Linked DNA regions of Mus musculus: regions 2, 3 and 4 are each linked to region 1. A link is a loop called in an ENCODE intact Hi-C map of the cell type or tissue named here. Cell type or tissue: heart. All regions are shown on one strand.

Region 1 (5,000 bases):
TTTCTTGCTAATCCTGCTATCCTGGGTTTATTCTGCAGACACTTGGTTAGGTGGTACTTTTTCAATCTTACTCTACTGTAATAAGGACCAGCGACGTTACGGTAACTCTGTTTCTGCATGCAGTTCCCAAGATGAGGAATACTATGCTTCAAAGCTCGGAGAGAGAATTTGGCCGTCTGCAGCATGGTGGCAAAGTCCCTGGTTTTTGCTCCCTTAGGGGCTGCCAGCACGTGGATGATTTCATACGTATAATTATACAGTCATGGGATCTTAGTGCATTTGAGGTCCCCACATCTCATCCCTCCCCTGTGGCGTCATGAGCCCCTTAGGTTACCAATTACTGTAGACATCTGATAACTTAGGTTAAACACGTTTAAAACCTTGTATGCGTTAAGTTCATTCAGATCATACTTCTTGGCAGGCGGGACTTAATAAACACGTCATCTGTAAAGTCAGTTTTCCTAGGGACAAGCTAAGCAGCAGTGACTCTGGAGAACGTATGGACAAACTAAAACAAAACAAAACAAAACAAAACAGAAAACAAACAAAATAAAATAATTTGCAAATGAGTAAATGAACTTAATGGGAATCTCAGGTACTCAGAGGGGGTTCAAAAGCAAGATGGCTTTTATCTTACATAATTCTGGGCATATCATTGGGATGTGAAAGACAAATTAGAAAAAGCCTAAACCATGACATAAAAGGGGGATGCTTAGTTGTTGAGTGAGGCGAGGCGCCACATAGTTTTCACCTAGCTGTCTAGTTTAAGCTGCGTGTGCACTCGATGAGTGAGCTAGAGCTGGTCATTGTCCAGGTGGCCCAACTGTGGCTCTGGGGAGCTGGAGACACTCCCCCAACTCACTGATTCAGTGAACCGCCCAACTGACTGGCTCCTCCTCCTAGAGGAGCAATTGGATTTCACCATAAAAGGATAATGAATTAAAAACAACTGTAAGATGCACAAATAAAATGTCGAGTCATTTTTGGTTTCTTCTGGAAGGTAAAGATCATTTTAACTTCCATAACTACAGACCCAGGTTTAGGTCTTGGGCCTTGTACACTAACTGCATCTGGATTCAATTTTTTCACTTGTGGAACAGAAATTAACCATAGCACTTAATCTCTGCGGTTGTAGTTTTGTAACAAAACCAAACAATTTATTTTAAGAACTTAGTCCAAGTACCTGGCACATAGTAACCATTCAACAAAAGGTCGTTAATATTATTAGCATAGGGATAATTTAGCTATGCTAAACACTGTTGAGTGTAAAATGAGAGAAATCTTCTCTAACACGTTCCTTGGTAGCACAGAAACACTGCGTCAGTTTTGCCATAGATCCGACCAGCTATGACGCCCCCTCCCCCCCTTAATCTCTTATGTCGCAGCAAAATAATGGGCCAGTGGAGCAGTAGCCTAGAAGAAAAATGCTTTTAAATCGCTTAGTCTGTCCCCATAGCTCCAACCCATTCATCCACCATCTGCATTGAGAAGACCCTGTGCGAGGATAGGGAGACTGGTGGGGTAAGTAAGCAAATGGGTGCTCCCGGAGCACCTCCTCGTTTCCCGGTGCAACTGTGCATCCCGAACACGTCGTATTCACAGGACGTGAGGGAATGGTACGGGTCAGAACGTACAGAAGAGACAGGGATCAAAAAAGGGACCAGGGAAGTGAGGAATGGCTGGAAGGTGGGCAGAGGAATTAGGAAAGGGGAACCATCAGCAACCCTTCCATACGTACGCAAATCGAAAGACAGCTGGACGAGCGAAGGTAGAGAAGACAAATACGAGAAACCGAAGCTCTCCAGAAGGAGCTGCAGTCACCTCAGCCTTGTCCAGCCGAAGCCAGCCTCCAGCACCCAGCAAGAAAGACAACCTACCTCGCGCCGCCCAGAGCTAGTTTGCAGCACGCCGGTCTACGTAACACCAACCCAGACCGATAGGGAAGCGCATTTCGCCATCTTTATTATGGCCAGTGGTGGGCTTTTTCTCTTCCTGAACTCACTCATCTTAGGAGACAACTGTATTTCGGTTTTCTGGTATTCCGGCGAGCAAGAGACAAAGTGAGGAAAAAAAGAAAACAGCGAGGAAAGCCCTGTCTGCAGCTATTCCACAGTCCCCTCCCACTCCGGCTCGCCCTCACTTAAGATGGCCACCAGAAAAAGTGGTGCAATGAAGCGACGCCGCTGCTTTGGTTGCCAAGGAGACGCTAATACCGGAAATGCGGAATTCGGGGAGGGTGCACGGAAGAGCTGTGGGCCAGAGGCCGGGCGTCACAGGTCCTGACAGGGAAGAAGTTGGCAGGTCCTGACTGGGGAGAGCCGTGGCGGACGCAACCTCCGGGTCCAGTCAGCTCTGGAGATGGAGTCGCAGGTCGCGGCCGCTGGGGCTGCAGAGACTGAGGCAGAGGCGGGCAAGCGTCCCGCGATGGGCAGTGCCAGCCAGGGCTCGCTGGTCTCGGCGCCCAAGGGGGCCGTCCGGTGGCAGCTTCTGCGACAGGTAAGGGCGAGCGCTCGCCTGCCCTGCCTGTGGCCACTCCCCTCGCAGGTAGCAGGCAGCCCGTTTGTCGGGAGCCAAGCGAGAAGCGCCCCCTTGCTCCTTCATCTCCGCTGTCCCGCTGTCCCACCAAAAATGGGAGAGACTCTGGCGGGGCTGGAGAGCGGGACAGCCAGAGCGAGCTCTCAGAAACTCAGAAAATCCTTGTGCTCGCCTGTCTGGTGGGTGGGACCGCCTGTCTTCTCCGTGTGCTGCTCTTCTTTCCCGCCCCCTTTCCATCCTTATTTTATTTTTTGCTTCTTAACTCCCAGCCTGGTCACCTGGGTGCACTTTTTGGTCCCACATCTCTGGAGATCCGTGAGGTTCACTAATGGGATGGGGATTCTGCACGCGTTTCCTGGTTTTGTATATGGGAGAGTAAAGGGAGAGAGGGAAACCTACTGCTTGCTCCTTTTCCCGCCACGTGAAACTAAGTTTGGAGTCATTATTGGGATACTCGCTGCCCAAGGTTTAGCAACGAATCCAGATACTTCAGTCTTCCAAACCGCTCCAGTGAAGGCTGCTGTGTTTATAAGTTTTCTTAGTCATTGTGACTCCTCACAGCAATAGGAAAGTAACTAAGACAGTGGCCGGGGGGCAATGAGTCCTTAGTCTGTTATTTTACTTAGTTATTGCTTTTTAACAACCACATGTCGTATGTCATGCAATGTCTGTGAACCACCTGGTAGTCTCTTGATAAAACCTGAGTGGTTTACGGTTGTGTACCTGGTCTATATACCCATAGTTCTCAGAGTTGGCTGGCATGTTCTCCCAGTTATGGTAGAGTGTATAAGAGCAAGAGGCACATTTCAAATCCCTGCTTACATGATGTCTGTTAATATGCTATGTTACTTAGCTTCTATTATTACTGTGATAAAAATGCTAGGCAATGCAATTTAAGAAAGGAAGGGTATGTATTGGCACACAGTTTGACGGTACAGACTTTAGTAGGAAAAATCAAGGCTCAGGATCCTGGAGCATTGTGTGAGCAGTCAGGAAGAACAGAGCGATGGATGAATATGAGTTAGTTCCAGTTCTCCTTTTTATTTAGTTCAAGACTCAGTGTGTGATGTGGCGATACCACATTGAGTGTGTCTCCTCTCAGTGACTGTAGTTAGGAAAATCCATTACACACATACCAAGAGGTTAACCTAGTGTAGATAACCCTTCCTAGACAGGTGGAGACTTTCGGTTCCTCCAGTTCTTGTCAAGTTGATAATCACTATGAGCCGTCTCATAAACCGTTAGCTAAAGGAAGATGCATGGCCAAGCCAAAATTCACAGTGTAAGAGGTAAGACTTTATTTTTAAATTTTTTTAGGTGTGTCTTAGGGTTTCTATTCCTGCACAAAACATCATGACCAAGAAGCAAGTTGGGGAGGAAAGGGTTTATTCAGCTTACACTTCCAAATTGCTGTTCATTACCAAAAGAAGTCAGGACAGGAACTCACACAGGGTAGGAACTTGGAGGCAGGAGCTGATGCAGAGGCCATGGAGGGGTACTGCTTTCTGGCTTGCTTCCCCTGGCTTGCTAAGCTTGCTCTTTTACAGAATCCAAGACTACCAGCCCAGGGATGGCACCACCCACAAGGGGCCCTCCCCTGCTTCATCACTAATTGAGAAAATGCCTTACAGCTGGATCTCATGGAGGCATTTCCTTAAGGAAGGCTCCTTTCTCTGTAATAACTCCAGCTTGTGTGAAGCTGACACATACAACCAGCCAGTACAACATGTCAGGGAAAAAGTGATTTTTTTTTCTGTAATAATTCAGTTGATTACCACAGGCTAAACATGTGTGGGCTTTTCATAAGTGTTTAAAGTGGCTAAACGATTCATGCATGTTTCATCTGTGTTCAGAAGCAGAAAGCTTGAAGAGTCTGATCAAGGCTAGGACTTTGTGATTCTGGTTGGCAGTGTTACTCAGTGCTATGACACTTTGCATGTGCAAAGCCAAGGTTTTGATCTCTATTACGGGGGGGGGGGGTCGAGAGGTTCTTTCTCTTGTGTCACACTTGAATGATTGGTGTTTATTTTTGCAACTCCCCAATTCTGTCTTCCTGTACTCCTCAGGATTCCAGTGGTGCCTCATGGCTCTTTTTGTTAACTAAGGCTTTCTCTGGAACTCATATTTTTGAGAGATAACCTGTATGACTTGTACATTATTGTTTCCAGATTATGTGATAAATTGTTGACTTTTGATTCTAGCGCCTCCCCTAATTAGGTGAGATCTAGAAGCCCGTGTGTGTGAGGACTAGCTAAAGAAGGAACAGGCATCTTGTCTTCCTTTTGGTTGAGTCTCATCTGATAACGGTGACGGTTACTTGCAACTTCAGTCTTTCCACATTCATCCACTTAGGGATCCTGAGGAAAGGATCTAGTTTCCTTAAGAAATAATTTCTTTCAAATGACTCTGGTAGACCACATTTGGGCCAATTGCTGTGCCCAACAGAATGAAGCTATTTGGCTAAC
Region 2 (5,000 bases), 67 kb before region 1:
CTTTTGTGTAAACTCTTACAAAGACCACAATGTTGGTTACTGTAGCCTCAGGCGCCCCTTTCTAGACAGCATGCCCTGTCTTCATTTTATTTGAGTTTGGTTCTTTTTAGTGAAAGTGGAATTAAGCTGTACTCTCTTAATAGGTCCATTCTGGACTCTAAAGTGGGTAACTCCTTATGGTAATGACTTTTCTTCGGTGTATATGCTATGTGTGTGTAGGGGGCGGGGGGCTGCATGCCAACAGTAGGCTCTCATTTTACCATGTGTGTCCCAGGGATCAAACTCACGTAGTCAGTCTTAACGGCAAGCTCTTTGACCTGCTGAGCCATCTTGCCAGCCCCTCCATTGTGAACTTTTGAACTATAATTCATTGTACTGCTCACTCAAGTCCGTCTGCCACATGGACCCTTTTCCTTACGCAGGTTCAGCAATACAGGAAAACTCAGTCTTAATAATTATTCAAAGTTTGCATATTTATCATGGTTTCGTATTTTTACTTTTTATTTATCTTTTATTTTTTTAAGTCCCATTTAATATATTGAATTCCTACCCCTTAAAAGTATTCCATCCTAACGTCAGCTGACTGTCTCTAGACTTTTCCTAATTTAAGGCACATGGTACCAAGGAAGAATAACCGTGTAGCATACTCTGTCCCTATTCAGACTTTGAGTAGCTTGATAGAAAGGAGGAAGGGCTGGGCTGAAGCAGTTCTGAATGCTGCGCTTTTCCAAACACATCTAGGGCTGGGGAGCTGAAAGAAACATGTCATTAAATGGCTATGACAAACTGCTTTGTAAGTATTCTGCAGTCTCTGAACTTTGAAGCATCACCTGTCAGTAGCATTGTCACTGCTTTTAGTAAAATTGTCCTAGTGTAGTGGCGCTGTGCCCGCTTAGTCAGTCTTGTTCCTATTTCAGCCCGTCACTGAGTGCTGTATACTGTTTAGACTACGGTCAAGTGCCGTTTAAAATTATTTCTGAACTGATTTAGTAAATAAGTGAAAGTCTAAGCCTTAGAAACCACTTAGAATATATGAAGTGAATTTTAGTAAAGCCTCGTTCCATGGTCGAATTGTCATTTTTCTTTATGATACACAACAAGAGAGTGCGTGCAGTCTCAGCATTGAAGTATGATGTGTACAGCCTGCGGCGGTGCCGCGCAGACTAAGTACAGCAGAAGTACTTGAATGAAAACAAAGTACAGAAACAAAATCAATTAGATGGTTCTGAGTTGTCTTCCAGTGTAGTATACAAGAGTGCCCGTTTTTCCCCGCTTTCTCATTCTGCATATTGCCAGTTTGATGAGTGAATAGCAAATGGTATTAAGTGTTTTAAGTCTCAATTATACGATTATATAATATATGAACTTTTAATCTCATTTATCCAAGTGTATCTTTTATTAAAATTTGCCTATATAGTTTGTTTGTTTGTTTGTTTTTTGGTTTTTCGAGACAGCGTTTCTCTGTGTAGCCCTGGCTGTCCCGGAACTCACTTTGTAGACCAGGCTGGCCTCGAACTCAGAAATCCACCTGCCTCTGCCTCCCAAGTGCTGGGATTAAAGGCGTGTACCACCACGGCCGGCTCCTATATGATATATTAATGTTCGTTTTCTTTACATTTAGGCAGTTAACCTTAGCCTTACCACAGTGCTGAATCATTACCTCCACCTCACTGGTGCTGCTTAGGGCTTGTCGGTGCAAGCTGCTTGCTGAGAGGCAGGGCTAAGGGCAGCTACATGTTCCATTAGGAACAACTGAGTTCCTAAGAGAAGCAGAGTGTTGCAGCATCCTCTAGACCCTACGGCACACTGGTTTTCCTTCTGCTGGAAAGCTTTCCCTGGTGCGGAGGAAGCACTTTGAGCCCTGATGGAGGCAGCACTTGAGAGAGCTCAGAGGCTCAGTGCTGAGCAGACCCTGAAGTTCTATTCAAACTCGAACTGAGTGATGCTTTTTGGTTTTTCTCTGAAGGTTTTAAAGTAGTTTACATAGACTGCAAAGATCTTACGTGTTAAACTTAATGAACTTTAAGGAGTCATTTATATGCAAAAGTTTTAGAATGTTATCATTTTCTTCAACAGTTTTACCAACCTTCAATTGCATACAGTGACAATGTTTTCCTATTATGAGTAAGTAGATGCAATTTTTCCTTTATGACTGCTGTCCTTCTTAGTAAAGACAGGCTCAGACATTTAACTCAGCTGCATGTAAGGATCAGAATAGAATACGGCATCTTCCTATAACTCTTCCTGCATCCCCTGGTTCCAGCCGTTGGCAGAAGCCAGCCTTGTCCCTTTGTTTATATTGACTGTTGCTTTGGTTGTGTTTTAGTCATTCCATGTCACTCTACTGTAATGGTATCATGTCATCTTGAGTATCAGCTTTAGTATACTCTTGTCTGTGCCCCTCGTTTGACTTTTACCCCAAGAAAAAGTAGAGTGTGCGTCCTCCTCAGGGTGAGCTGTGGGTAGTGTGGGCAGTAGTTCCCTGGTTGGTGTGGTTTTCAATGCGTAGAATGCATAGGGATGAGCTCCCTCCCTCTCAGGGAGATGCTGCATCTCTCTAGTTACAGAAGTGTTCACAATTCCCCACCACAGCTTCAGCTTCCTTTAAACGGGTACCTTCTTAAATTCATTCATTCCTTTCGTGTTTCTTAGTGCTGTTCTGAATGAACTATCCCCCTCCCCCCTCCCCAACATAGTCACTTAAAGCAAAAATGGTCTCAATATCTATCGTTTCCACCAGATGGCAGACTTGAGCACGTCTATTTGTAAACCCAGCTGAGAACTCTGGTGACAAAGCAGAGGCCGACCGACCTACCAAGAGCCCGGAAGTACATAGAAGAACAAAAGTTTTGTTTTGTTTTTGTAAACTTGAAAGAAAAAAAAAAAAAACGAGTCGAGCATTCCACCAGTGCAGGATCTGTTCTGCTCTGAGCTTTAATCTTCTAGCCTGTCAGCGGAGGCGGAGGCACGCTCCCACCGTGCTGTGCAAACCTTGCCTTTCCATGTTCACGCAATAAATGCCTTTGGCTCCTTGGTAGCACTGTGGTTTTATTCCAGGGACTCCAGAGGTAAGAGCTTTAGTCTGTCACCACCATTCTGCTGCTCACCCCCACCCCGCCCGCCCGCCCGCGTACCATTCAGACTGGTGGGGCACATCTTGAGGCTGGCTTGGGTTTTTTGTTTGTTTTGTTTCTTTAATCATTCCCAGGACTCTCGTGAGAGGAGATACGAGGTTTGTACATGGAAACAAATCTGTTCTTCAGTAATACAAGTTACTTCCGAGACCTGTATTGAGGAATGCAGGAAATAGAGTTTTGCTCCCTCTGGCAAGTTAGTTGCTGGTAGGTGCACCTGCAAGCGGCCTGAAAAGGTTCTTTGAGCTAATACATCATCTGGAAGACCTTCCTCGAGTTCATTACTGCATCAGGGTCACACCCAGGGCTTTCCACGTGCTGGGCACGCACCCAGCACACCCACACTCCTCGTACTGGCGTCACAACCCCACAGATTAGCCAGTGTGTCTTACAGTTAGGGAATGGGCAACCACGGAACCCCCAGCATCAACACCCCTTTCTCAGAGGTGGAATTCTCAAGATCAGAAGTACAAGGAAGTCTGGCTAGAGAAAGCAGCCGCACATTTGGTGTCTGTACCAAGGTTACTGCTGCTGCTTTAGGGACTTTGGAGCAAACTGTGAGGGTGCCACCTGCCCATCTCTTTTAGGGAAAAAAAAAACCATTGAAAGGTTTCCTGGAGGTTTGGATCTCTGGGTAATTCAGTTCTGAAGTTACTCAGAAAAGCAAACTTTGGTGTGGTGGATTTATTTCTGCACATTTAACCTGCTTGGCTTTGTGCTTTCTGACAGCACTGGAGTGTTTACACCCTTAGCTGGGGTTAAGTGTGCCCAGATTAAAAAATAAGAGAATTAGAGTTGGTTAGAATTAGCTGCTTCAGAATGGAAGAGGTAACTCAAGCCACCACCCAAAGGCTGACGAGTTGGTTACATAAAATAACTTTTGAAAAGGAATTCCTTTGGCAGCAGGGGGGTGGGGGACACTCATGATTGACTAAGGCTATCAAGGCTCACACAACCGTAAAGTTGTGGGTGCCATGTAATGCCTCTTTTTGTATGCAATTTGTCAAAAACTTGAGTCTCAACAAGATGGATGGCAGGTAAAGATGCTTGTTCCTAATCCTGATGGTCGTTTTGGACCCCTGGGACCCACCTGGTAGGAGAGAAATGATTTCCACGGGTTGTCCTCTGACCTCCAGTACACTCTGGGATGCACATGTACGCAAGAATTGCCCGACACATAGTGCAATTCAAACACTGCTTTACTCAACTGGAACACACCTTTAGTCCCCGCACTTGGGAGGCAGAGGCTGACAGATCTATGGGCTCAAGGCCAGCCTGGTCAACAGAGTGAGTTCCTGAATAGGCAAGGCTCCACACAGAAAACCTGTCTACAAACACACACACCACCACCACATGCTCTTCTAGTGGTCCAGGGTTGTATTCCCGGTACCCACATGAAGGCTTACAACCAGCTGTAACTCCAGTCCCAGAGGATTGAATATTTTGAGTGAAAAATTTAACCACTTATCATTTTTCCCTGTATTATCTGCTTATTGCCTTTGTTTCTTTGTCTACCTTTCTGTGTTGATCTGTCAAGCAGATGTCTACACTCTGACATGTCCCATGTCAGAGATGTTACAACACATGTTTTCTAGCTGTGTGTGCTTTGCCCTTTTTATTTATTTTTTAAGATTGACGTACCATGATTTTATGTACATGAGTACTCTGTCTTCAGACACACCAGAAGAGAGCAACTGATCCCATTACAGATGGTTATGAGTCTCCACATGATGACTGGAAACTTAGTCAGGACCTCTGGAAGAACATGGAGTGCTCTGAACCACTGAGCCATCTCTCCAGACCGTCCATCTTATTTCTAAAGCAGAAGAACATACCTGCCCCGCCCCCTCCAGGCCGTAGGACTTA
Region 3 (5,000 bases), 130 kb before region 1:
TTGTAGGCATGAATGTAGCTTGGAACCTCAGGTGATTCTAATTTTAGGAACCTGTTTGCCCACTATCCTGAAAAAACACCATGTGTGCTGGCTACATTCTAATGACAACTTGACACAAGCTAGAGACATCTGAGAGGAGACAAACTTTCATTCCTAAGAGCTGGCTGTGGGCTAGCCTGTAGAACATTTTCTTAAGTAGTGATTGATGGGGGTGGTGGGGGTGGGTGGGGGCAGCCCATTGTGTGCGATGCCATCCTGAGCTGGTGGTCCTGGATTCTATAAGTGGGCTGAGCGGGCCATGTGAACAAGCTAGTAACCTCTCCATCAACTCTTATCTGCAGGTTTGAGTTCTTGTTCGGCTTCCTTCAGTGATGGGCTACAGTGTAAGTCCAATAAACCCTTTTCTACTCAAGTTGCTTTTTGGTTGCCATGGTGTTTCATGGTCCCAATAGAAACCTTAAGACAGAGTTCTTAAACTTGAAGTTCCAGAGAAATCTGAATTGCAACCAAATGTTTATTTCCGCCAGTTTCACTTTGGAAATTGCTTCAGAAATATGTCCTTCTTTTCAAAGCTGAATTTGCACTCCCTTAGGTCGGTCTAAACCTAAGTTGTCCCAACTAACTTATACCTAAGTATGAATAAGATCGAAAACGTCTTTCAAAGACTTGAGCGAGTTTAAAAACTCTTCAGGTGAGCGCTTAAGTGCCCCATTACACTTTGATCTGGAAGAATTAACCTGGTTCACTTTCTAGCTCAATGTGGTTACTAGATGACCGTTTTCTCCCGGCCTTTGTGAAGCCTTCCGAGTAATCATACCCAGAGGGAGACTCCTTTATGTCATCATTACCCTTTGCAGACGTTCAATGATTACCTACCATTCCCAGTCTGGGACTGCCTGCCTTACTTTTGTATCTCCAGTTCTACCTACCACGCTTAGCAAAATGCAGGTGCTCTTTAAGAGAGGAATGACCTAGTGAATGTCAAGAGCCTAGACAGGAGTTTTAAAAATCAGACTCAGAAACAAAACACGGAACTGCCAAGGGCTGGAAGGCAGGAGGTCGAGGTAAATAAGAAGAACGAACAATCTGAACCATTGCAAAATCATCCCGAAGGGATCTCCTGTCCCATTTTCTCAAGTGGCTTTTCAGCCTTCTCAACTTCCCGCCCACTCTCCCCTGCTGGAGACAGGTCATGCAGGTATCCCAACAATGAGGCTCTGATTGGTCAGAGATGATTTCATTGTTAGGGAACATCCGGGCTCTTTCCCTCCCTGCATCACCTCCCCAGAGCCCTACGCGCCCAGTTTTGCACTCTCGCGTGCGCCCCACCCGTAGTTGAAGCAAAACAACGCCTCTCTCCAGGCCCTTTCTCGAACCTTTCTGAGCTCTTCCTTCACAGCTCTATGCCAAAGAGAGGCGGCCACTTCTTCCAATGAGGGTCTAGGGGCACTTCTCTGGCCAATCAGAAGCCGGCTCTCTCCACTCCGGGTGGGACCAATTTCCACCTATAACTGGACTGCCCGTTGGTTTCTTTATGGTGTTCGTTCTCCGCGAAGTGTAGAGGTCAGAACTGCAGGGTCCGCAGACTCGGGGCTTGGCCATCTACGAATACTAGCCAATCCCTTTTAGGATACTTTTGCGCGTTCATTTAAAAAAAGCCGAAGTGACGGACTTGGAAATTGGTTTCTTGACGGACAAGTAGAGGAAGCCAATAGTCGGAGGATCAGGCCGCCATTTGAACCAATCAGAAAAGGATATCGGTCTTCGAGTTGGGGCGTAATTTGACTGACGGAGGACTCTACCTATGGCTACTAGGGTGGGCAGGTCGGTGACGTCAGGAGTTAGGGCAAGGCGGAGGTGGGGCTGAATAAAGTAAATGGTAATGAAGGGTTGGGCCTCACTGGTGGGCGGTGTGTGATGGATAGTTGACCTTGCCAATTAAGGTGGGCACTGACGCCCAATGAGAAATTAAAGACTCAGAGGCGGGGCCGTGTGGGCGGGGAAAGAGAAGCACAGAAGATACTAGGGGCCAGGTTGGGCGGGAGAACGTAGATTGACAGGCTTCTCAGCAAACCGAGGGCAGCGGTGACACACGCGGCGTCCCAATGGGTGCCCTTGGGGGGCGGAGCCCGAGGAGGGGCGGGGAAAGACGGCGGTGCGGGGAGGGGAGGGGGGTTGCAGAAGGAGCGGAGCGGCCGCTGCTCAATGGCGGAAAAGCCGCTGGTGCTCTGACCGCCTGGTCCCCCCTGGCAGTTGCGGGGGAGTTTCCTGCCGGCGCGGCTGGAGTCTCTGTTTCTCCGTGTCCGGTGGCTGGAAGATGCTCCAGAGAGATCAGGCTGCGGCGGAGGAGGTGGCGGCGGCCGAGTCGGCAGCGGCTCTGGGTTGGAGAGAAGGCGGCGGCGGCGGTGTGAGGGGCCGGACGGTGTAAACAGCTCGGGCGGCGGCGGTGGCCGAGCCCCCGAGGGCGAAGCGGCGGCGGAGGCGGTGTCGCGTCTCGGGAGAAAGCCGGGGGCCGCGGGCGGCTGTGCGGCGGGCGAGCCCGCGAGACCTCCCTTTCTACCTTCGCCCCAGGTAAGGCCGCTTTGCGCCCAGCCGAGTGGGGGAACGGCCGTCCGTCCGTCCAGCCTGCTCTCGGAGCACCGGGCTAGGCCCAGGGCCTGGGCTGCCGCCGCCGCCTCCGCTTGCGCGCGAGGCTTCGCGGGGCGCGGCGCGGCGAGGGAGTAGTTTGCCGGGGCGCGTGGAAGTCCGCTGCTTCCCCTCGCGCCGCGGCGTGCAGGCAGCGCCCATGGGCGCGCGGGCCACCCCAAGGCCGCGGCTCACCCAGTCCTGCCCGCCGCTCCGGAAAACACCTTTCGGTGTGGCTCTCTCTCCCGGTCGCTTTCTGCCCTCCCCTGCGCTCCGCTCTCCTTTCTTGTGAAATCTTTCTGGTTTTTCTGTCTGTGCCTCTCCGGGCCTCCTTCCCCCTCCTGTGCTTTAAACCGTTTGTCTTGCTCCTCTTAGCCAGACTCGGGGGTTCGTGTCTGTGTGTTGCCCACCAACCACGGTCCGAAAATTTCGGGTGTCGTGCTTAACAATGGGCTTCTTAAATGAAATTACTATGAACTCCATCTCAAGTTTACATGAATTCCATTAAGAATAGACTGGACAGTATTATGTGATCGGTCATTACTTTTTATCTTTAAAAGCCTTTAAGGAAAGAAAGTATCATTAAGCATAGCTGAAAAGAACCCTGAAATAAACTTATATAAATGAAGGGCTTGGTGAATGTTAGAGCCATTTCTTCATTTTTTAAAAAAGTTGCATGACCTCTAATACCAGTTTTAGCACCTCTAGGACGTTTGCCCATCTTATTTGGCAAAAAATTGCCTCTTAAGGATTTGATAGCTGCCCAAATTCATCAGTATTCAAGCGCTTCTAAAAACAACTTGGAAACTTAAAAACAACTAAGAAGTTGTTTTGGTAAGTCACACAGAACTTTTAAAATAGGCCCCACATGTTTAATGTATCAAAATAAAACTGGCAGGAGTCTTATAAAGGGATTATTAGGGAATTTGGGTTGTCTTCATGTTATGCGGCTATTTTGGGAAAAACATTCTTTTTCTGTTAACAAACGTTTATAGCTCCTGTGATGTGAGAGTTAACTGAAGCTTACTGTGGGATTAGCACAGGAACTCTTTATGTTGAGCCTACTGCCTGGATGGAGAAGTGGTAGGTTGTCCAGTGAAGAGGGTATAAGTCACAGTGTGTTCTGCGCGATGGCCCCTACATGTTCATAGATACTACTTCATTTACTTTCTCTGTTGTGCAATTACAGTGTTCCTTTTGTAGGTTGCCTTTGAAATACATCATCTCTGAGTATGGAGGTTATTCTGACTATTATAGAATTTTCCCAGTGTAGACTTCACTTGCAATAATATTTAAAGGATAATCTTTTATTTATTTTGAGACCAGGGCATAGGGAGCTGATTATATAACCCCGGCTGGTGTGGAACTCGATGTGTAGACCACACTGGCCTTGAACTCACAGAGATTCTCTGGTCTCCAAGTGCCTTGAAGGTCTGTACTACCACACCCAGCTAGTGATTTTTTTTTTCTTTAAAAAAATGCTTTTGTGGTCCTTACAAATGGACAGAGTGTGTGCTGTCGTAAGAACTTAATTTTTGTTACTGTTTATTATTTAGTGGGGCAATCCTCTCCACACACATCCGAAATACCGTCCCCCCACCCCCACCCCCAATTGTTAGAGGTTTTTTGTTTTTTTCTTTGAGACAGGATCGCAAAATGGGACTCAGGCTGACCTTGGTCTTACTTACTTAGGCTGGTCCCAAAGTGATCCTCCTGCCTCAGATTCTTAGGATTATAGTGTATCACCATTCTTGTCTCCCCTCTCTTTTCATATTTTAAAAAGTTATTTTTTTATATTTGTTTCATGAGTGTTTGCTTACAATGTGTAAATGACCCACTTGCACCACCACGTGAGTGCCTGGTGCTAGTAGTGGAGGCCAAGAGGGAGCGAGGGCAGGAGCTCTCCTGGAACCAGTTCCAGCCAGCTGTGAGCTGCCATTTTGGCTTGGGGAGCTGAACCCAGGTCTTCCAAAAGAGCAGCAAGTGCTCTAATTGCTCGTCAGCTCCTGAACGCTCTCTTCTGAAGCTTTAAGTCTTTGTTTTTGCTTGTTTAATGGTTGCATTTTCTCTCATAACTTCCTAAGACAGTTTCTGCCTGGTACCTTGTGTTCACGGATGCTCATGTATGTTGTCACTTGAGCTTTCATATTTTAGTTGGTATTTGTCCACTTTTCTTGAACTTGGTATGGTGAGTCTTGTAAATGGTGGGCAGAGCTTCAGCACCCGTTGTGTGTCTGGTGTCTGTGAAGACTTCAGGAGTAAGGGAGAGCCTTTTTAGTTCCTAGGATGCTCATGTCAATACACAGTTTTATGTTAGTAGTCACATAACTATTAAGTCCCCTAAGAGTATATGTCATCCAGAGGAGTGGGATATT
Region 4 (5,000 bases), 300 kb before region 1:
GACACCTTCTGAAGGCACCACACACACAAACACATACAACAGAAAGAATATTTTTTTTCTAAATAGTTAAGATTCTGGTCATATGGTACACACATTTTATTCCAGCACTTGGAAGGCAGAAACAGGTCGTTCTCTGTGAGTTTAAGTCCCAAAACAGCCAGGTATCTATATACAGATACTGTATCAAAAAAAAAAAAAGTAAGAAATGGAACGAAGCCTCAGGTGCAGTGTGAAAACAGTGTGCGACAGGGAATGAGAAGCTAGCAAAGGAGACAGGAAACCATGGGCAAGAAAGAGAGCAAGTGGGACGCTTCTAGAATAAATAGAATCCTGAGAAAGGTTGTGTTTTCCACACAGGCTTAGAAGCTGTGGGATAGGAGACTGGCCGGAAAGTGTTCAAAGTCCAGAGAAAGAGAACAAATACTACTTCACTGGCTGCCATGACCTAACACGCGTTAACAAGACCACGTACTATGCTTGAGCAGTTTCCTCTCTACGGGGAAACACGCGTGTGGGGAAACACGTGCGTGGGTCACCCCGGCATAGTCATGTTACTGCTTACAGCTTTTCTTCCATTTATCTTTTGTATGTGCATGGATACTGTGGAGGTCACAGACAAGTTGTGGGAGCCGTTCTCTCCTTCCATGTGGGTCCTGCAATCAAACAAAGGTCACCAGGCTTGCAGAGAAAGTACCTTTTCTTGATGAGCCACCATGCTGGCTGACCCCATGCAGCCAGTTTTTCGGATCGTGGGAGAGACAGCTTCTGAAGAGACACCCGGATGCTGAATGACTGAACAAGCTTTACAAAGACACCCAATGCCCTCCCTTACAGACAAGTCAGAACCAGGGGAGCTTGGTCAAAGGTCCATCCGAGTATGCAGCGAGGAAGTGGAACCCGGGTCTGATGAACACACAGATGTGTCACTAAAATGTGTTCAGTTTCTGCCAAACCCAACAGCAAACATCAATGCCTGCACTGTAGCAGCACTAGCCCTGGCCCCGAGGGGCCTCGGGTGAAGGACTAGATTCTAGTCACTAGAGGAAAGCTAAAGGAACCAGCACTGCTGTCTCAGAAGACATGAAAGTTAGGGCATGATTTCACTGTTCAAGCCTACCACAAAAATAGAGGCAAGACCCTAACTTACAAATAAGCATCTCTCCAAAGACAACCAAGTTGTTCAGACATCATGAAGCATTTCCTTCATCTATCTAGTTATACGCCGTGCCGGGCTGGCCCGTGAAGACAGTTACTTCTATTACAGTGTTATTATAATATACATCAAGCCCTGTATCTCATGAAATAGTCCTAACCTTATACGGTGTCCACCTGTGTACCTAAAGAAACTTAAGGCCTGGGCTGCTGAGTGATTTGTCCAATAGCCTAATGCAAATAAGCCAAAGCACCCTCAGTCCATGGCTCCCCACTCCAGATCATACTTCCTAAGTCTGTTTGCTAGACCCCAAAGTTCTAGTGTGGGGTGTACAACTGTCAATTTCTTTCCGGTACTAAAACCTAAGCACCCAACCTTCCTTTATCAGTTGTCAAGAATATCTATGTTCTTTAAGTGAACATACTTGTTTCCCTATAACCTCAATCCAGAAAGGCATATACTCACAAAAATACATGACACTAACTAGGAACTTAACTTGTTTTTGCAGTAGGTACATAGATCCCAACAGAGCACCTTGCACGCGTCCTTTAATCCATTCTAGTGTGACAATCTCCAACCCATGACATCTGTGTAAATACTGAAGGAAAATTCCACTCAGCACAACGCAAGCAAAAACCCGAACTGGCCATGATCAAATGTCAAGTTCTAAACTATCCCTAGATCACTAGAACTTCAAACCCCAATCCCAAGAAAAAGAAAATGAAAAACCAAAGCCTCGTAAGACTACAGACTAGCAGGTTACTGGTCACCAGCGTGCGAGAGCACCCAGGAAGGGTACTCCTAAGGAAAGGCACAACGCCTGTCCCCACCTCAGCCCCATCCACTCCCCCAAAGCCATTGAGCTTCACGGGCCTTTCCAAAGCTAGAGCAGGCAGAGACCTCAAGCAGCAAGCCGGAAGCCAGCCATGCCCTCGACCATGACCTTCTCAAGACTCTCAACCTTGTCACCCCAAACCACTGGCAAAGCATGGGGGAGGGGGTGGCCTCATGCCTGAGAAGCCGGGACCACGGAATTGGAGCAAACGAGCAGGACACCAGCCCGTCCACCGCAGCCAGTCAGGAGGAAGGGTCCGGTACTCACCCTGCAGCCGGCCGGCTACCAACAGCCGCGACCCGGACGACGGAGGACAGCCGGCCCGGGACGCCCGCAGGGAGGCGCAGGGACAGCGGGAGGCGCGGGGCCGCCGCGGCCCCGAGCAGCCAACGCGCGGGTCTCAGCAGGGCTGCCATGGCTCAGCGTACCCAAGGCAGGATAGGATGCACGCTCCTGCAGAGGACCTGGAGGAGCACGTGACGACCCGGTCGCCCCTAGTGGGACAAACTAAGGACCGAGGGCGTCCAGCGGAGGAGGAGGCAGATCCCCGCCAAGGCTCACGGGAGAGGCAAGCCGAGTTCGCGGGATACCCTGGATCCGCCTTCTGTTTTACTATACATTGTTTTTTGTCTTCCGTTCACAGTGTCCCTGTTCCCTTGTCCAGCGCCCCGGCTCTCAGCGAGCCTGGCGACAACACCCCTCCACTTTGAAGTTGGTAGAGCCCACTAGAGGTCGGCTCCGCCCATGCGCGCGCAAGGGCTTGTGGGGGGCCAACTAGGAGCGACACCGAGGGTTGCTGGGAAGGGCCGACCGTGCAGATCCCGGGGTGCCTACGACGTTCCAGCCTTGCGCCTCGGTTGCTACCGAGCCGCTGCCCTAGCTGCTCAGTGACGTAGTTCCTGCCGTAGCTCTCAGAAACGGCGGCCAGAGAAAAGCTTGACGAAGAGAACTGGGAGGCTGTGGACCTCCAGGTTAGCTACATGCTATTTGTGTGACTGGGGATGGGGTAGATAAATATACAGAACTCATCCTAAGTGCCTCGCTTCATGAAATCAATGGATTCTAATAAAGGTCGTATAATTTTAAATGTCAAGGTTGAAGTTTCTTTTTCTCAGTGCCCCGCTCCTTCCAGTTAATGCACTAAGCAACTAAGGTAGTGAGTGGTGCAATTGTCTGAGGATAGGTCTGGAGCTAGGAAAACAAGTTCTTGCCCTCACAGAGCTCGCATACTGAAAGGGTTCCCTGTGCACTCGTGTGAACCCGGGAACAGGTTTCCACTCTACTTAGTTATTCCTTGACTGCTACCAAGTGAACAGTCAAATTCTCCCTCTGCAAGTTTTCCCATGTGGCTGTTTCTTCTGCTAGCCAACAAACTTCAGAGTGCCCAGAATGAGAATGCAGCCTCTTTTATGGCGGAAGCTCGTGATCAGTTGAAGACACTTCGTGCTTTGAGCATTTATTGAATGGATATACGTTCAGAGTTAACTTGGCTTAGCTTTCTTTTGGAGAAGCTAATACCGCCCTGCAAGATGAAGTTACTCTGAGTTACTATAGAGCACTATGATAGAATATAATTCATTCTCTCATTCAGCATTAGTACTATTTATTGAGCACATATTTTGTGTCAGGCACTATTTGGAATGCTGGGAATACAACATGGGGGGGGGGATCTCAATTTAGACAAAATTCCGTACATCTAAAGAAACATAAGAATTGTGATATAAATAAAAGATTAAGGTAGGTTACGGTCTGTGGTGATTAATCTTGATAGGATTTACTATCACCTTGGAAACCAGACTTTAAGCCAGTGAGGGAGTTTTTACATTGGATTAGTTGAAGTGGCAAGACCCACCCTGAATGTGAATGACACCACTGGGTCCCACTGAGTGTAGGTGTGACGCAAAATCATTTGCTTTTTTAAAAAAATATATTTATTTTATTATGTGTATGAGTGTTTTGCCTGCATGTATGTGTGTAACCACAAGTGTGCCTGGTGCCCTTGAAGGTCAGGAGAGGGCTTCAGATGTCCTGGGAGTGCAGTTAGAGACAGATACAAGCTGCTGTGGTGGTTGCTGGGAAACGAACCTACCAGCAGAATGCAGAGAGTCCAGGCATTTGCCACACCCAAGGAAGGCTAGGGCTCTGGATGCAAATGTGAAACGAGGTTGGTGGAAGTAATTATGATGATGGACTTTCTAAGGGTTTACTCCTAAAACTCTACTCCTCGGTTGTGAAGTGTGCTCTTAATTGTCAGCATGATGGAACTCAGAATCAGTCGCCTTGGGGACGGGCTTTTGGGAAGCCTCCTTGGTGTTAGGGTTTTAGGTGAGAAACCCACCCTGAGTATGTCTGTGAATGTGTGTGTGTGTGGGTGTGTGTGTGTTATGAGTGTGGTGTGTGTATGTGAGTGTGAGGTTTGTGTGTGGTATGTGTGTGTGAGTGTGGGGTTTATGTGTGGGGTATGTATGTGGGGTGTGTGTGTTATGAGTGTGGTGTGTGTGTGTGTTTGAGTGCATGTGTGTGTGTGTGTTATGAGTGTGGTGTGTGTATGTGAGTGTGAGGTTTGTGTGTGGTATGTGTGTGTGAGTGTGGGGTTTATGTGTGGGGTATGTATGTGGGGTGTGTGTGTTATGAGTGTAGGGTGTGTGTGTGTGTTATGAGTGTGGTGTGTGTGTGTGTGTGTGTGTGTGTGTGTGTGTGTGTGCGCGCGCGCGTTCCATGGGCTGGAGTCCCAGAGTGGATAAAAAGACAAAGCAAGTGCAGCCCCAGTAGCTCATCTCTCTCTTCCAGCTAGAGATGCAATGTGATGCAGCCAGGCCTCCCTCCATGATTCTATTCCTTCTCAAAGCATGAGCTGAAACAGCTCCTTCCTCCCTTTCACTGTTCCTTTCAGGTATTCTACCACAACAACCAGCAAAGTAACCTGCCAGCCGACACCCCATCGCCACACCAGCCTGTGTTAGCTACTTGTAACTGTGACACAGTGGCCCAGTGAACAGCTTCCAAGGAGGA

Evidence for each region. Hi-C counts contacts between places; a loop is a spot of excess contacts. Peaks named below come from ENCODE experiments on the same cell type or tissue, not always from the same donor. Only the 100,000 strongest peaks of a DNase experiment are listed, where the experiment ranks them.
Region 2: a loop joins it to region 1, with 2.3 times the contacts of the local background. A loop is called at or near these places in 4 of 42 quality-filtered maps.
Region 3: a loop joins it to region 1, with 4 times the contacts of the local background. A loop is called at or near these places in 15 of 42 quality-filtered maps.
Region 4: it touches region 1 in a loop (2.1-fold over the local background); 11 of 42 quality-filtered maps call a loop at or near these places.

Annotation. Positions count from the first base shown.
Region 1 is chr17:85,088,368-85,093,367 of GRCm38, forward strand. Prepl (prolyl endopeptidase-like) reads right to left here and starts at 1,900. Exons shown (of 15, transcript NM_001163622.1): 1 at 1,739-1,900; 2 at 1-508. The coding sequence starts at 185. Camkmt (calmodulin-lysine N-methyltransferase) reads left to right here and starts at 2,259. Exons shown (of 11, transcript NM_028576.3): 1 at 2,259-2,496. The coding sequence starts at 2,359. In heart, a CTCF peak has its summit at 1,950; DNase peaks (open chromatin) are centred at 1,904 and 2,234; H3K4me3 peaks cover 2,503 bases; H3K27ac peaks cover 2,071 bases.
Region 2 is chr17:85,020,956-85,025,955 of GRCm38, forward strand. It overlaps a transcript of Ppm1b not described here. Among named protein-coding and RNA genes, the nearest start is that of Slc3a1, 4.9 kb to the right of the region's middle. In heart, a CTCF peak has its summit at 2,739 (motif pointing right); a DNase peak (open chromatin) is centred at 2,796.
Region 3 is chr17:84,955,824-84,960,823 of GRCm38, forward strand. It overlaps Ppm1b (protein phosphatase 1B, magnesium dependent, beta isoform), which reads left to right and starts at 2,178. Exons shown (of 6, transcript NM_001159496.1): 1 at 2,178-2,571. It overlaps 1110020A21Rik (RIKEN cDNA 1110020A21 gene), which reads right to left and starts at 1,600. Exons shown (of 4, transcript NR_027929.1): 1 at 1,377-1,600. In heart, a CTCF peak has its summit at 1,167; DNase peaks (open chromatin) are centred at 1,458 and 1,938; H3K4me3 peaks cover 4,165 bases; H3K27ac peaks cover 2,624 bases.
Region 4 is chr17:84,788,110-84,793,109 of GRCm38, forward strand. It overlaps Lrpprc (leucine-rich PPR-motif containing), which reads right to left and starts at 2,677. Exons shown (of 38, transcript NM_028233.2): 1 at 2,256-2,677. The coding sequence starts at 2,404. In heart, no CTCF peak of the experiment used is centred here; DNase peaks (open chromatin) are centred at 2,472 and 2,792; H3K4me3 peaks cover 3,241 bases; H3K27ac peaks cover 1,945 bases.